Regions from separate parts of the Mus musculus genome. Here region 2 is linked to region 1. A link is a loop called in an ENCODE intact Hi-C map of the cell type or tissue named here. Cell type or tissue: left cerebral cortex. All regions are shown on one strand.

What was found. Peaks named below come from ENCODE experiments on the same cell type or tissue, not always from the same donor. Only the 100,000 strongest peaks of a DNase experiment are listed, where the experiment ranks them.
Region 2: a loop joins it to region 1, with 2.5 times the contacts of the local background. A loop is called at or near these places in 3 of 42 quality-filtered maps.

The regions. Positions count from the first base shown.
Region 1 is chr10:23,773,361-23,781,360 of GRCm38, reverse strand. n-TWcca1 (a tRNA gene) reads left to right here and starts at 4,207; the gene lies at 4,207-4,278. In left cerebral cortex, a CTCF peak has its summit at 3,811 (motif pointing right); a DNase peak (open chromatin) is centred at 3,826.
Region 2 is chr10:23,409,468-23,417,467 of GRCm38, reverse strand. No RefSeq gene overlaps it. Among named protein-coding and RNA genes, the nearest start is that of Eya4, 64 kb to the right of the region's middle. In left cerebral cortex, no CTCF peak of the experiment used is centred here; a DNase peak (open chromatin) is centred at 3,131.

The DNA.
Region 1 (8,000 bases):
CAGGAAGGCAGTGTGTATGCTGATTCAGTTCTCTGAACCTTGGCTAGACTTAGATGAAAAGCTCTCATTAAATTTCAAGCATCCACCATTAATCTTTGTCAATTAAAAATAAAAGTTTTAAAAGCCAGCTTGTGTGAGAAATGCGAACATTTATTTAAGAAAGACAGAATTATACATTGATATTTATAATGCTGTGGTGCTTTGAACATGCTCGGCCTGGGAAGGGACACCATTAGGAGGACTCCTTGGAGGACTTATGTCATTGTGGGTGTGGCCTCTGAGGCTCTGGTGCTCAAGCTCCACCCAGTGGAAAGAGGACCTTCTAACTGGCTGCCTTTGAATCAAGGTGTAAAACTTTCAGCTCCTCTAGCACCATATCTACCTGAACGCTGCCATGTTTCCCACTATGAAAATAATGGCCTGAACCTCTGAAACTCTACGCCAGCCCCAATTAAATGTTGTCCTTTATAAGAGTTGCCTTGGTCATGATGTCTGTTCACAGCAATGAAACACTAAAACAAAAACTTTACTTAAATTGGGGGGCGGGGGGAGTCTGTGAGAAATGGAGATCCTCACCTCATATTAGCATTGGAGACAGTTTATTTTGCAACTCTGCACACTCAGGCATCAGCCCAGAAGAGCGGGTGTGGCAATGTAGCACAGAGAACAGTTTCTGAAGCAAACACATGACTCTTGTCCCTTCTCTCATCACTGAGGAATCACAAGAGACAACCTTAAATGCAACCAAGATCCCATTCTTCCCTGTGGAATTTACATTTTTTTTGTTTGTTTGTTTCACAGTAGAAACATTGACTATGTTATTTCTTGTTTTACATCCTGTTTATTTTAAGGTTTATCAGCTAATGACTTTGCAGGTAAGCTTAACTCTTAGTAGTTTTTGACTCTAAACTCTGGTTTTGGGTGGGTGGGAAATAGTTAGACTAGTAGGCATTAGCAAGGGTCATTTTGGACCAAAGCTGGCTGGGGGTTCCTTAGAAAATGAACCACCCTCAGGGCAGTGATGGTGCACGCCTTTAATCCCAGCACTTGGGAGGCAGAGGCAGGCAGGTTTCTGAGTTCAGGGCCAGCCTGGTCTACAGAGTGAGTTCCAGGACAGCCAGGACTACACAGAGTAACCCTGTCTCGAAAAAACTTAAAAAAACAAACCTAAAAAAAAAAAAAAAAAGGAAAAGAAAAAAGAAAATGAACCACCAGATGGTATTTCTTACACTTTTCAACGTATATATGATATGGACATAAAGTGCTGAACAGTTGAGCAAGGGCCGTTTTAACTTTGCTCTATGATTCTGAAATGTGGAGTTTGTATTTCTTTCTTGATAACAGCAGCTAGATAATCAGGCAGGGGCATACATCCTTTATCATGACATTTTGCTAAGGAATTATATTGTTCTATGCTTAATTTTAGTTTTTTGAAGAGAGTATAGAACAAAGGGGACTCGTAATCCTAGGATTTATCAGAGACTAACTATGTGCTAGAGGGTTATATCTATTGCGATCCCTCTCAAAGTTAGCTTTAAGCAAAATGACACAAGTGTCAAGCAGTTAGAGCTAACGATTACAATAATTCTTAGAATTGCATCTCAGGGAGGGCCTTTAATGCTGTCACCTAAAATAAACCTGAAGTAAAACTAGATGGGAACTGTAGGCAGTTCGTTCTCAGGGATGGCTGCCCTGCCTCTCATCATTGGTTGGCTTATTTTCTGCAGGTAATTGTATGACCTGACCAAACTTGGACATTCCCATTTTTCCTTGGAAAAGACACTTGTTCTTGCTTAAAGCTTTAGGTCTAAGATTTCCCATTGCAGACTCTGACTGCGTTTACAACTCAGTCGTTTTAAACTTTTTTTTTTCATTTAATATTCAAAACTCAAGTGTATTTTTTGTTTTGTTTTTGAGACAGACTCTGGTTTCCCAAGCTGGCCTTGAGCTAACAAAAGAACACACAATACAAGACTTAAGACAAAGCCGGACAGCTTCAGGTGGGAGTCAGGGGTCTCAGAAGTTCAAGGTTAATCTTCGCCATGTAACAAGTTTGTGGATGGTCTATGGGAGACCTGGTTTCAAAACAGATAAACTCTAAAGCCCATTCTTTTCTAAGATTCAAGACAATTTTCATCTTGTTTTGAGATACTATGTAGCCTTGGCTTGCTTGGTACTCACTGTAGACCAGGCTGTCTTCCAGCTCATAAAGATCTGCCTGCCCCTTCCTTCTGAGTGCAGGGATTAAAAGTTGACAGGAGCCTGATATAGCTGTCTCCTGAGAGGCTCTGCCAGAGCCTGACCAATACAGATATGGATGCTTTCAGCCCACCATTGGACTGAGCACAGGGTCCCTAGTAGAGGAGTTAGAGGAAGGACTGAAGGAACTGAAGGGGTTTGCAGCCCCATAGTAAGAACAACAATATCAACCAACTAGACCCCCACAGAGCTCCCAAGGTCTAAACCACCAACTAAAGAGTACTCATGGAGGGTGGGACCCATGGCGACAGCCGCATATGTAGCAGAGGATGGCCTTGTCAGGCATCAATGGGAGGAGAGGCCCTTGGTCCTGTGAAGGCTGGATGCCCCAGTGTAGGGGAATGCCAGGGTGGGGAGGTGGGAGTGGGTGGCCGAGCACCCTCATAGAAGCACGGGGAGGGGGTGGGATGGAGGTTTGCCCAGGGGAAACAGGAAAAAGGGATAACATTTAAAATGTAAATAAATAACCAATAAAATTTCTTTAAAAAGTTGTGTCAGCATGTTCCACTCAAGGCAATCTTTGTAACTGTGAGTCCCAGTAAAATCAAGAGTCACCGTCAGCAGAACCAGTAGCACATAGCAAACATTCCTATTATAAAACTAAGAGGCAGGAGGATGCCCAGCATAGACTAGGACTACCACTCAGCAAGCAGTCCACAAACTGTAGCTCCTGCCGAATATTCAGGGGCTATGGGGTTTCTTTTAGGGCTTTTGGTAGCCCATACCTCCTAACTCCCCCCTCATTCCTCCTGCAAACATCTCAAACATGTACAAATCTGCCCACATACCTCACAGCCATGGCCCCCCATTTTGGTACCCTACCCCACCCCACCCCATTTTTTGTATTAGTTACCTTCATTGTGATAAAGTATCGGACAGAAGTGACTTAAGTAACTTTGACTCAGAGTTTGCAAGGACATGGACCATCATGGTGATCAAGGCTCCGTAGCACAGGTTCTGCTTGTAGCACTGCTGTTACATCTCAACATGTTAGGAAGCAGAAATGGTTGAAATATTGATCAGAACAATATTCCAAAGAAAAGACAACGGTGCTGTTTTCGCAGGCACTCAGAATGCAAAAGTTACAGCATCAGTGAGACTTGCATCAAGAAGGTCCCAGAACAAACAAAAACAACCAATGAGACCAGGCAATGTGTATCAGGGTCATATTCTTTGTGTGGAGCTCCTGCATGGGCTATCGGCTATGCACGACATTATGAAAGTAGGACCAGAGGTTGATGGAGACCTCAGGACTTATAAAATGCCAGAAATGTGGGGTGTCTGCAGAAATGGAATAAAACTACTCAAGCAAGAAGCCATGCATGCTGCAGGGAGTAGGGATTTTTGGGTGGGGTTATCAAGGCCTGAGGTGTCTGAGATGGTGCCACCTCAAGCCCTGAATGATGTCTGTCCTGCTGGGTTTAGATAAAGATTCTAAAACATCTCTAGAATACAGCCTAAAAATATAAAACTTAAAACAAACTTATCATGGCATTGTCATATTGAAAAGAGTTTCTCATAATCCTTTTGAGAATAACTTTATTACGTTCTACATAGTGAACAGAAGGTGGCAGCATTGCTTCAGCAGTTAAAAAAGTTTCCATCCCCTTTGAAAAGGCATGGGGTAGGGTCGGACTGGGGGTGGGGGTGGGGGTGACTGATAGAGTCTCCACAGCAGGTGTGTGGAGCAGAGAACTGCCCCGTGTTCCTGTGTAGGGTATGTAGAAAGAAAACACAAAGTAGGATTGCTCAATGCCTCTAAACACTGCACATATTTTTCTGTGTATTTTTCAGGGTAACAGGACCTCCTTCCCTGTAAAAATGAAATGGGTCAGATGCTGAGCTTTTTATGAGATTTAGAAAGCCGTGCATAGCTCTATAGCGGTGGGAGCTTTAATCTCTGTTTTCATAGACTGGTAATTTTCTAAGAATAAGAGATGTTGGAGTGACCTCGTGGCACAATGGTAGCACGTCTGACTCCAGATCAGAAGGTTGCGTGTTCAAATCACGTCGGGGTCATGAATACCTGTTTGGGGGCTGGTGAGATGGCTCAGTGGGTAAGAGCACCCGACTGCTCTTCCGAAGGTCCAGAGTTCAAATCCCAGCAACCACATGGTGGCTCACAACCATCCGTAACGAGATCTGACTCCCTCTTCTGGAGTGTCTGAAGACAGCTATAATGTACTTCCATATAATAAATAAATAAATCTTTAAAAAAAAAAAAAGAGATGTTGGTCTTTACTTCTTCTCAGAAGTTTAAGGAGATATTATTATGATTAGTAGGGACTTGGATCTCAGGTAGGTAGGCATGCAGATATGGTGTGAGTGATCGATGCACATTTGTGTTAACAGAGCCAGGAAACAGCAGCAGGCTAGAAAGTCACTGGCCTTGTGCTGGCAGGCTGTTTGTACCTCTTTTTGGGGAGTCAACATGTATATTTACATCCATACTCAATATCACTCTGTATCAGCAGCTCAGCCTGTGGGTTATAACCCCAACATCAGACATCCTGCAATCCGATATTTAAATTACAATTCATAACACTAGCAAAATTTCAGTTATGAAGTAGTAACTAAATACATTGAAGCTTGGGGTCACCACATGAGAAACTGTATTAATGGGCTGTAGGAGTAGGAAGTCTGAGAACCACTATACTATATATGCACTGGAACACTGTAAAGTGCACATGTAAGTAAGCACATATGTCTTATGTGCAAAGATTTTCTAACCTTTCTTTGTTTTTGTCATTAATTTTGACCAGTTGCCGGATGAGTTTCTGGAAAATAAAATTTATTGGCTAAGAGGAGAAAATGAAGGCCCACATAGATATTTTCTGGATGTCTGTATTAAAAAGGGGGCAGGTATTGGAAAGCCACCTTTATCTTCATTTTAAAATTTTATGTTCTTGTGTATTGAGAGACTCTATGTTTAATGATGGCTACTGTGTCTGACGACCTAATTGATCCTGGGAAACACATGGTAGAAGGAGAAACTCACCTTTGCAAATGCCGTCTCCCCTTAACTACCTATTTAACTAACTAACTAACTAACTGACTAAACAAAGTTGTTATTAGAAGACCACCTTGTATGTTGTAGTGGTTTGAAAATGCTTGACCCAGGGAGTGGTACCATTAGGAGGTGTGGCCTTGTTAGAGTAGGTGTGCCCTGGTTGGAAGAAGTGTGCCACTGTGGGGGTGGACTTTGAGACCTTTCTTCTAGCCACATGGGAGACAGTCTTCTGTCTGCCTTCAGAACAAGATGTAGAACTCTCAGCTCCTCCCATGCCATGCCTGCCTGGACACTGCCATGCTTCCTACCATGATGATAATGGACTGAACCTCAGAACCTGTAAGCCAGCCCAAATTAAATGTTGTCCTTCATAAAAGTTGTCTTGGTCATGGTATCTCTTCATAGCAATAAGACCCTACAACACATGTGTTAGGCAAGCTATACCCCAGCCTCAAGTCCTGTTTCAATATTATGTCTTCAAGTGTTACCTTTAAAAGACGGATTTATTTTACTCATTTGAATTAACATTTGAACTTTAATTTCCTCATGTCTACTTATTATTTGATCTGAGCAATGATTGCTTTTTAAAATCCTATTTTGAGAAAGCAGCCTTTTATAATGACATACATTGACTGTGTGTACTAGACAGAACATTTTATTAGTATGCTAATTCATTTTCCATCAAAAGCAGAAGCTATCACATACATAAATATAGCATTTATGGGTTCACTACAGTCCTGAAAGTGGGCTTGGAAGGTATTACTTGGTGGCTTATATCACTGGCAGGGTTAATATACAAGAAATAATGAGTCGAGTGTAAGCTTGAATAAGTGAAAACCACGGATGTTTAATAATGTAGTCAGAGGTTTATTCTGGGCTCTATAAATACTGTGGGGCATATATGATCTTAAAACCTATTACTTCACTTTCCTTTTACATATGCCAGGTCTCCTCAGCAATTAACTGTGACAAAGGCACTGGTAACAGTTTTCATGGACTTTTAAGTTGGCCTATTGCATAAAAGATTCTTGGTAGTTGTAGGGCTCATCCCGGGGCTTCAGATCAGTTCTCAGGCAATTCTTACATTGTTTGCAACAGTCCACTTGAAACGTGGTGCCTTGGAGAGGGGAATTAAATTGTATTAAAAATATCTATGTGTTGTATGTCTGTCTTTCCTTATGGCTGTCTGCCTAGCTGCTTGTGGCACACATTGGCTTTACAATCAAAGCTACAAGTCCTGATTTTACCATTTTGCCGTTGTGAGACAACAGAGTTCAATTTCTAGGAATCCAATGTTTTTATTTAAGATGGTGAAGATAATAGTTGTCTTCCAGTGTTCTATGAGACATAGCTGGGATGTTATTATGTAGTATTTGGTTCAGTATCTGGGGCATAAATGGTAGTGGTTATCTGATGATACAGAATTATTGTAGTGGATATGTATGTATGTGTATATATATATGTGTATATATGTATATGTATATATGTATATATATGTATATATGTATATATATATAATACCTTAAAATAATATCATTGGGTTATGTTTTGACAAAACATAACCTATATAAAGATAGTTTTCAGATCTGTTAAAACTCAGATAGCCCCAGAGGAGTATGTTACAACTATTATTTACACAGTGCTTGAGACAATATATTTGTGTAACCTTCTCAAAAAAGGTTTATAAATAGCTTTCATAGGCATGGACTTTATTAGGGTCCCAGTCCTGAGGGGTCCATAGAATCTGCTCTAAAGACTGTTTAGGACGATTATGGGAAACTGCTCTGCCTCGTGAGAGTTTGTGCCTGTTCAGATCCCCACACGTGGCTTCAGCTCTCGACTATGGCTTTGTGCCCCTGGAGCTCACATGCTTGTTAAGAGCTGACTGTGACCACTGGGAGCTCTGGTCCTCTGCACAGCATTATACAGAACACCACACAGACCCTACATAGCACAATGCTTTATTATTTCTGTAGGATTTTTTTTCTTTATAACTATTTAAAAAACAAAATGAAGGCTGGCAGGAAGGCTCGATCATTCCACTAAGGCCAATGGCCAGAGTTCCGTGCCCGGGACTCACGTGCTCGAAGGAGGGAACTGACCTCTGCGAGTTGGCCTCTGACCTCCACATGCACCATGGCATGTGCACATCCCTGCCCTTGTACAGGTAAATAGTTAACATATATAATTCTTTACTATTCAGTTTCTAATTGCTAGTTCTTTAGTGTTCAGTTGATATGTTTCTTTCCATCTGGACATATTTTGAGCACCGAGGCTCGTCCTGTTCGTGAGTCTCATACTTCTTCTGCCCATTCTTCCCTCTTCTGACTCCTTGGCTCATCCCGTATCCACACAGCTGCATATCTAATATGAAACAATCAGATCGCTCTTGCCTAGGCCCTGTGCTCTGTTTTTGTTCTGCCTCTCGCGACTTGGAGTTACTTCAGCATAGTGCCTTCTCAGAAATTCTTTACACCTTCTCCTGTGGCCCCTGGTGATTTATATGGGGCAGAACCGCACGGTCAATCATTGCTTCTCAACTTTCTCGACTCCTGAGAAACTGCACTGGGCAGTTGATTGTTCCTACTTCAGTGGAGTACTTTTTTCCACTGTCTTTTAGAACACTGTAGTCTTCTCTCTGTTTTGTTTGTTGCTTTGTTTTCTTGATTTTTTCCCCTGCTTTGTTGACTTCTTTCAACAAAGATTACATTCTTTCTTCAATTACATTACT
Region 2 (8,000 bases), 360 kb after region 1:
TCAGTCACCAAGAATCAGATTATGAAACCTTCTTTTTCCACAGAGAAGAAAATCAAGACAGACCAAGACTAAGTGATTCTCCAGGATTACATGTCTTCTCCACTTTGGTCCTGCAGGCCAGTAATGTAAGGAAATGCCCTTCAAGGCCCACTCAGCAATGTGCTCTCCCAGGTCTCCTGCGCATGACTTAACCCAGTCAAAGTCGTCAATATCAGTCATCACCACGGACAGTAACAAGAAAGGTGAGGACGAATGAAAAAATAAAGACAAAAAGACTAGCCAAGCCTAGCTTTGTTATACTGTCAGTCAAACAGAAACTGTCAATTGCCTCTTCGATCACCTCAAAATTGGCACAAGAAAGATCCATGGTGATAGAAAACAACAAAGGCATCAATGTCCCCTTTGTGCACTTGTCCTGGCTTGATGTTGTGCCTTAACTCAGAAAGGAGCCTTTCTTCATTAACCAGAATTAGTCATGCCCAGGAGACCTGGGAGAGCTCCTCTGGGAACTCCAAAGCGGCAGAATGTCTAAGAATGCGCATTATTGCTTTTGTTTTCAGTACATAAGTGCTGGAAGGAGTTTCTCATAAGTTAATTTGGCACCTGTCTTTTTGGGGGAGGCTGGGTAGAGAGGTTCTATTAAATATTGTGAGTTAGAGAAGAATCTAAAAGACCAAATATGAATTCTGTCCTCAAGGCATTATGAAAGAGTCATTAAGTATTAGTTTGAATTTTAAAAATATTGACCTAATGATGTAGACTGCTTTTCTTTGGTCATTAGTTTGAATTATTAGTATTTTATCAGTTAGTGTTCCCTAGAAAAACATTGGAGAAAGAGAGATGAAAGAGGACAGAGATTGATAGATAATAGTTAACTATAGATGATAGATATAGCTAGATACAAAGATGATAAGTAGGTGACAAATGTATAGATGATAGATATAGAGAAACATAGATATAGATATAGATATAGATATAGATATAGATATAGATATAGATATAGATATAGATATAGACATAGATACATAGATACATAGATACATAGATAATTGATATAGATAGTTAAATAGAACATAAAGATCATTTTACCTGTTTATAGACTGAGAAGTATCCCTATCTGCATTCTGCAAGATTAAGATCCCAGAAAACAATGATTTAACTTAGTCTGACTTCAAAAGGCATGAAGATATGGGATGCCCTATCTCAATACAAGTGAGAGAGAGAGAGAGAGAGAGAGAGAGAGAGAGAGAGAGAGAGAGAGAGAATGAGAATCCCATCCCTCAGTCCTTCTCTGCCCCACATTGAGGAAAGCACCCTATTCAGTGCATAGATTCAAATGTTAACACCACATACAAATACCAGTGTGCTCAGAAACAGTGTACAACATGAGCACCTTATGGCGAAGCCAATCTGACACAGAACCAACTTGACAGTGTCATTAAACTGCAGAAAGAACAGCCTTCTGCATCTTTATCATTAATATATGCTATTAGCTAGAATATTATTCAAATAATAATGTTGCTAAGACGAACGGGTAGCATCTTACTCAGTTTATAGCTGTAATCTCCAGTGTTCATAATATTTAGACACTGGATTTAGACAAATTATAGATTTATAATGAAATCTTCCAGATTCTTTATTTCAATAAATGCCATCTTTTCTGCAGTAGCAATGCCTGAAGAGGCACACCCTTCACACACACACCTTGAAGGGTCTGCTTCTCCATGAATTCTGAGAAAGCCTCTAGAGGGTTGCTGTGCCTTGGGATAAAGTCCAGGAATCTTTCTGGGAATGCCTAACATGGCAGATAGTTCATACCCTGGAAGAAATACCGTTATGTTCTGATGCCATATGAGCATTGTGTTCGTACAGGCAACTACCTCAAGACCTATTGTTGCCTATGTTTGAGGTTAGGATGCAAACACACACCTATAAAACAACAAGGCCATCTTCCAAAGGAGTGTGAAGTCAATGTGCTCAGGCAATCCTTCTGTTCTACACTCCAATGCTTCCCAGTACTTTTGATCAGCACCAACGTTGCTGATCAACAAATTACTGACAACTCTCATGTATATCAAGGGGACCAACCCTGTGTACTATTCATTTTCTTCTTTTCTTTTGAGATTTAAAAAAAGTATTAATTAAAAGTATTAATTAAGAGTAAAATGACTGTAGCAATTGTTTATTGCTTTTTTTTTAATTTACCAGGAATATTTTTAAATAAGCTTATTTAACTTGTGATTTTTATTGGGGAAGGTGGTTAAATCTTCCAAGGGACATGATTTTTCAATCTGTTCTTTAAACTTTTGTCATCTCCCCTAGGCACTGATTTTTCTTATTTAAAAGTTCATTGCTTCAGGAACACCATGACTTCTAGCCACACTGTGTAAAAGAGGCTTAGTGTGTTGCATGTTGTCATTTTTTCTGCATCCTTTATTCCTATGCAAATTGAGCCTAGGCGAGGCCATGAAGCACCACAGGCAGAGATCCAAACCAAAGGTTCACCTCCTGTGTCTGCTAATGTAGGACTCCGGCTTTCTCTCAGCACGAATCGTCCACATCAGTAACAAACACCCTATAATAGGCAATTCCCCTAGATGTTCATAATTACTATATTTGATCCAGCGTAAACACAGGATCATCATTCTGCATTGCTTTTAAAAATCTGCCATGGACAAACTGTCACACACACACACACACACACACACACACACACACACACACACGCTCCTTGAAATGCAGCCAGGGACAGTAAAGAACAAGTTATCACGTAAAGATAAAGACAACAGTTCAATGTAAGAAAGCTTTATGATGACCCAAATGTTTCTTACAAAACATGCAAATTAATACAATTTAACTAGGCTCCCTGTGTTTTTATTTGCTGGACAAAATGTATGAAGCCCCCCACCACCACCACCCCCACACACACACACACACATACCTTCAGCTAAAACAAAATTAGGAACCAGCTTAGTTCTGACTTGGGAGATTAAAAACCCAGTTCTGAGCTGAGGCTGTTTAGCATGCATGCCAGCTTCAACCACGTGGACAGCTTTCCAGCGGACCTCCTGCCATGGATCCCATCTGATGGCCTGTATAAGGCCCTTGTTAGTCAGCAGGTATGACTGGGTTCCAGCGTCTCCCAGCATTGTCTGGAATAAAATCAGCTACTGTCTTCTCAGCTGAAAGGGGACCTTTCTCTTCATGATTACCCAATCTCTGGAAGCATCCAATCGCTACTTCCTACACTGTATGACAGTCAGCATACAGTACGTTTTGTTCTAACAGGTGTACAGGGTTGTATCTAATTACTTATTATGGACACTTTATTTTCAGGACACTAACAGAATTCTCCCAGAAAAGAGTCTGTTCCTGCCTTAATGTGAGCTAAGACTCCCCCCCGCCCCCCCTCCGCCATAAAATAAGGGATCTTGCTGCAAATGTTGGTTTACCACACCCAGTGCATTCTCCTTCTCTTGAATATGTTAACAAAGAGAGAGTGTCACTCACTGAGGGCCATTGTGTAAGTGTGAATAAAAGCAATCAGCTTTCTGCTTATTTGATTAGATGGCCAAGTTGTACTTATTATATTCTATTGTGAGGAATTAAAAACAACCCTCTCCACTGGGGCATCAGAATGCTTAGTTAAAATTTTTATCATGAAAACAGCTTCCACATTCTCTATGTAGAATTTTAATGAAATAGGTATCTATAGAATCGTCGTTAAAATAGCATGCAAACGAGACCAGCTCAACATCTCTCTCCAGAGGTGGAGACTTCATCTGACTAGAGACTCAATATTCAGAAAGTGTTTGTCATGAGAATGTTGGCCACATCCTGTCTCTCCAGTATGGACAATGAATGTGTGGTCCTATTAGAGCTTTTACAGAGTAGAGGAATGTACTGAGCACTAACAAATTACTAGTTGGATGAGCTCTATTCTTATAGAACTTAAAACTGACTTAACCCACCTCTGTGCACTTCCAACTTAGTAGTAAAATTATATTCAATTTAGAAGATTACCTGTGCCATCTTTTGTGAACCTCCGAATGCTTAGAAACTGGTTTTTTAAAAATATATTAATAACAAAAGTTTGCATGGGAGAACTGTGCACAGCATAATTCAGTCCCTGTGCACTTTGTTTTCTTGTGATGCAGGAAAGTGTGATACTGTGAAGTCTTGTTCATCCTTTGAATAACACTGTTATTTTTCTAAGCTTCCAAGTGATGATTCTTCTGAGTTTCTTGAGAGTTTTGCCATGCAGTCTATGTGTTCGAGAGCACACGCTGCTCACCATTGCCTCGGGTTTCATGTATTTATTCCCATTTTCCGTTGGAAACAATTTCATCGGTTTTCCGATTTTGTAACTGTACCCAGTGCTGATAAGAACTTATCACCCCATCCAGTTTGCATCCTTGTGTTACAGGACTGGAAACTGCCACGGTAACCCATAGAAAATGTCAAACTGTTTTCTGAGAATTTGATATTTATATATTTATACCCCTAGCAGCAGTTTTTGAGTTATGATTGCTTCACATTTGTATTAGCCAATGATTTTGTCAGACATTTTCAATCTTTTCCGTTATCTCAACTGCATTTCTGGATTTCCCCCAAAAAGTTGATTGCTATTCCTGTGTTTATTGGTGGAATTTAGTTTGTCAATGAAGAATCTCATCAAGTTTTGTAATTTTCTTGTTTAAAGTTTATCTATAGGGATTCTTTATATATTTGTAGTACTAATCCTTTGGAAACTAATGACATCGCTGACACTCCAGGTGTTAACTTGAAATTCTATTATTTTACTACAGCTCATCTAAAAGTAACTTTCTGTTTTGTTTTTTTTTTTAAACTCAAGCATTGACTTGTCTCACCTTGAATGCTATTTAAGAAGAGCTCTTTTCCTTGTCTTCAGAAGCCTCTGTTTCCATACTTCCTCTACTCTTGATCTCTAAGCAGCTCCGTGTTTCGGGCTCACTCTGTTTGACACATCTTTTAAGAACTTTCTCTTATGTTTGTGGCTTTATTAAAAAGCCAGAAGAGTTATTCCACATTTCATGATCTGCTACACCTCTCTCCCTTTGTGCCCTGTTCTTCATGCCTTCTGTCTGTTGAATTCTGTCATCACTCACTCACTACTTGTTTATTTTTCCTAGTGGTGGGTGTCATTTTCCTAAGCATTTTGGAATATTTAGAATATTTACGATAATCTATCCCCCCCCAAAATGTATCAAGTATATGTATATTATAAGTCTTGGCATACTTTAGAATTCTTGGATTAAGACACCAGATTTATAACACTTTTCAAGGGAATAGTTGTGGTTTAAATTTAACAAACACACAGTTCTCCCATGGAAGATCAAGTTTGTTTCTGCCAGGTGGCACCACAGACACAAGCAACCTGAGGTCAATTATGACTGAATTTTTGTATTTGGCTTTGGAGACCACACAAATAGAACAAATTCTGGCCCAGGCTTGTGGTTTCACAGTTTTCAGGAAGACATCCCCCTTCCCATTGGAGCCAAGTATTTTAGTTTTTCTTTTTGGTTGATCTGATTTCTAATTCATTCTTTAACAAATATGTTGCCTTTAGAAGGTTTGGGTATGAGTAGGGTGTTTATAATCACATTCTCCACCTTGACTTCTCCATCTCCTTTATGCCCACATGCTATGTACTCAGTTCCCTGAAAGAAACATAGAGTCATCAGGCCTTGGCAGATGTGCGTGCAGCAGCTGTCAAAGTAGAGCTGAAGTGGATTTCTGGATATATGTCTTCTCGTGTTTTCTCCTCTTCCTCCTCCTCTTCCTCCTCCTCCTCTTCCTCCTCCTCCTACTCCCCCCTTCTCCCCCCTCCCACTCCCCCTCTTATCTCCCCCTATCAAATCCACTTCCTTTGCTTCTTGGCAAAACAATTGAGCATTTATAAAGATGTTTAAGACTTTATGTTCAGGGAGCTGGAGAGATGGCTCAGCAGTTAAGAGCACTGACTGCTCTTCCAGAGGTCCTGAGTTCAATTCGCAGCAACCACATAGTGACTCCCAACCATCTGTAGTAGGACCTGATGCTCTCTTATGGTGTGTCTGAAGACAGCTATGGTGAACTCATATACATAAAATAAATAAATAATTAAAAAATTAAAACAAAGTTAAAAAAGACTATGATCAGCATTTTGTTTTGTTTTGTTTTGTTTTGTTTTGTTTTGTTTTGTTTTGCTGGTGCAGGATTTTCAAGGTATCTAGCCTGCACACTCTCAGGAATGGAAAGGCCAGAAACCTTCCATTCACAAAATTTAATACCAAATTTTTTTTTAAAAAATAAAAAGCAATTTTATTATTGCCAAAGACAGCAAAGATCAGGGAGAGTTGCTAAGTCATGTTTTCACTCGTATCATCTGTTGTTCAAAGCTTAGTTCTGAAGTTTTACTATTTCTGTGTCTGAAGCTCATGAGCTCTGAGTACTTTTCGCTCATGTTCCCTTCTGAGTTTGCTCTTTCGGAAGCATTTCTAGAATCCTGGATGCAGATATTGTAGCTGTAACAACCCTTGTTAACACAGAACCGGCTTTCTCTCCCCACAGTGAGGATTTCCATCCTGCAGTTTGGACTTCTGTGTGTATTGGACAGTGTGGGTAGAGAATGCTGGGACCACTGGTCCCATGCACCTGGGTCTTCCAAATCATTCTAAGGATATTCCTCAATTTTTAAGCCGGTGCACTAAGCTCATTTTTAAAAACTTTTCATTGATTCTTTATGAGTTTCATATCATGCACCGCAGGCTCATTCATCTCCCTGTCCCTTTGTATCTCCTTTTCCCTTGCAACCTCCCACAGAAAATAAAATAAAACAAAATAAAACTCTTGTCATGGAAACTGTAGCATGTCACAATGTGTCCCACAGTGTACCTTTTGACTGCGCATCGTTACTTGTGAATGTTTATTGCAGTGGGCCACTGGTCTGTTTCAAGGTCTCTGGCTTCTGCTACACTATCTAGACTGGATCCTCCCTGGGACTCCTAGGATGTCTTGTTGCCCTGTGCCATGCAGAGTCTGTGGCAGTGGATCTGTAGGACTGGCCCTTTCATTTGCTCCAGCAGTTCATACATGGTGTAGATGTTGGGGTTGGCTAACTCAAAGTCCTGGATCTGGGCCTCGAGTGTTGCAGAGATAGTCAACCTGCAGCTCTTCTGCCAACTCTCCGACTGCAGAAGTGAGCACTCCAGCTCTCCTAGTACCGGGGTGAGCACCCCAGCTCTCCTAGTGCCAGGGTGAGCACTCCAGCAGTGCTCCTGCTGGCTCATCCTGTGCCATAGCTGACAAGGAGCAGGGTCAGCACTACCACACTCAAGTCCTTGGGATGGCTTGCCTGCACCCCTGCCAGTGGCTCACAGGCACCCCTGCCACCAGGGTCAGCTCTACTGTGTGCTGCCCAGTTGAGGAGCAGGGCCCACTCTCCCTAATACTGGAACCAGTGAGTGGCAGGGCCAACTCTACTGCTGGCCTTAGGGCCAGCTCTACTGCCTTCCACAGGCACGGAGGGGTAAGGAGGAGGTATATTCATTATTTTTGGTATAAATCATAATTATTGCAGCTTTATTTAAAAATTCTTTTGAGCTGGGCAGTGGTGGAACATGCCTTTAATTCCAGCACTTGGGAGGCAGAGGCAGGCGGATTTCTGAGTTCAAGGCCAGCCTGGTGTACAGAGTGAGTTCCAGGACAGCCAGGGCTACACAGAGAAACCCTGTCTCAAAAAAAAATATTTTTAAACATACCAAGCAATATGTGCATTATAATTTTTTATTTCAACTTTATACAGTGAATTTGTGTTAATTATGTTCCTTAATAAACTAATAAAATTGCCTTTAGCTAAAAAAAAAAAAAAGTGAGGACAAGAAAGAAAAGGGGTGGGAAGAAAGTAAATTAACTGAAATGATTCAGCAGTAAAAGCCTGGTCCTCCAGCCAGAGTGAGTTCCTTCTCTGAGATCCACATGTTGAAAGGCAAGAACAG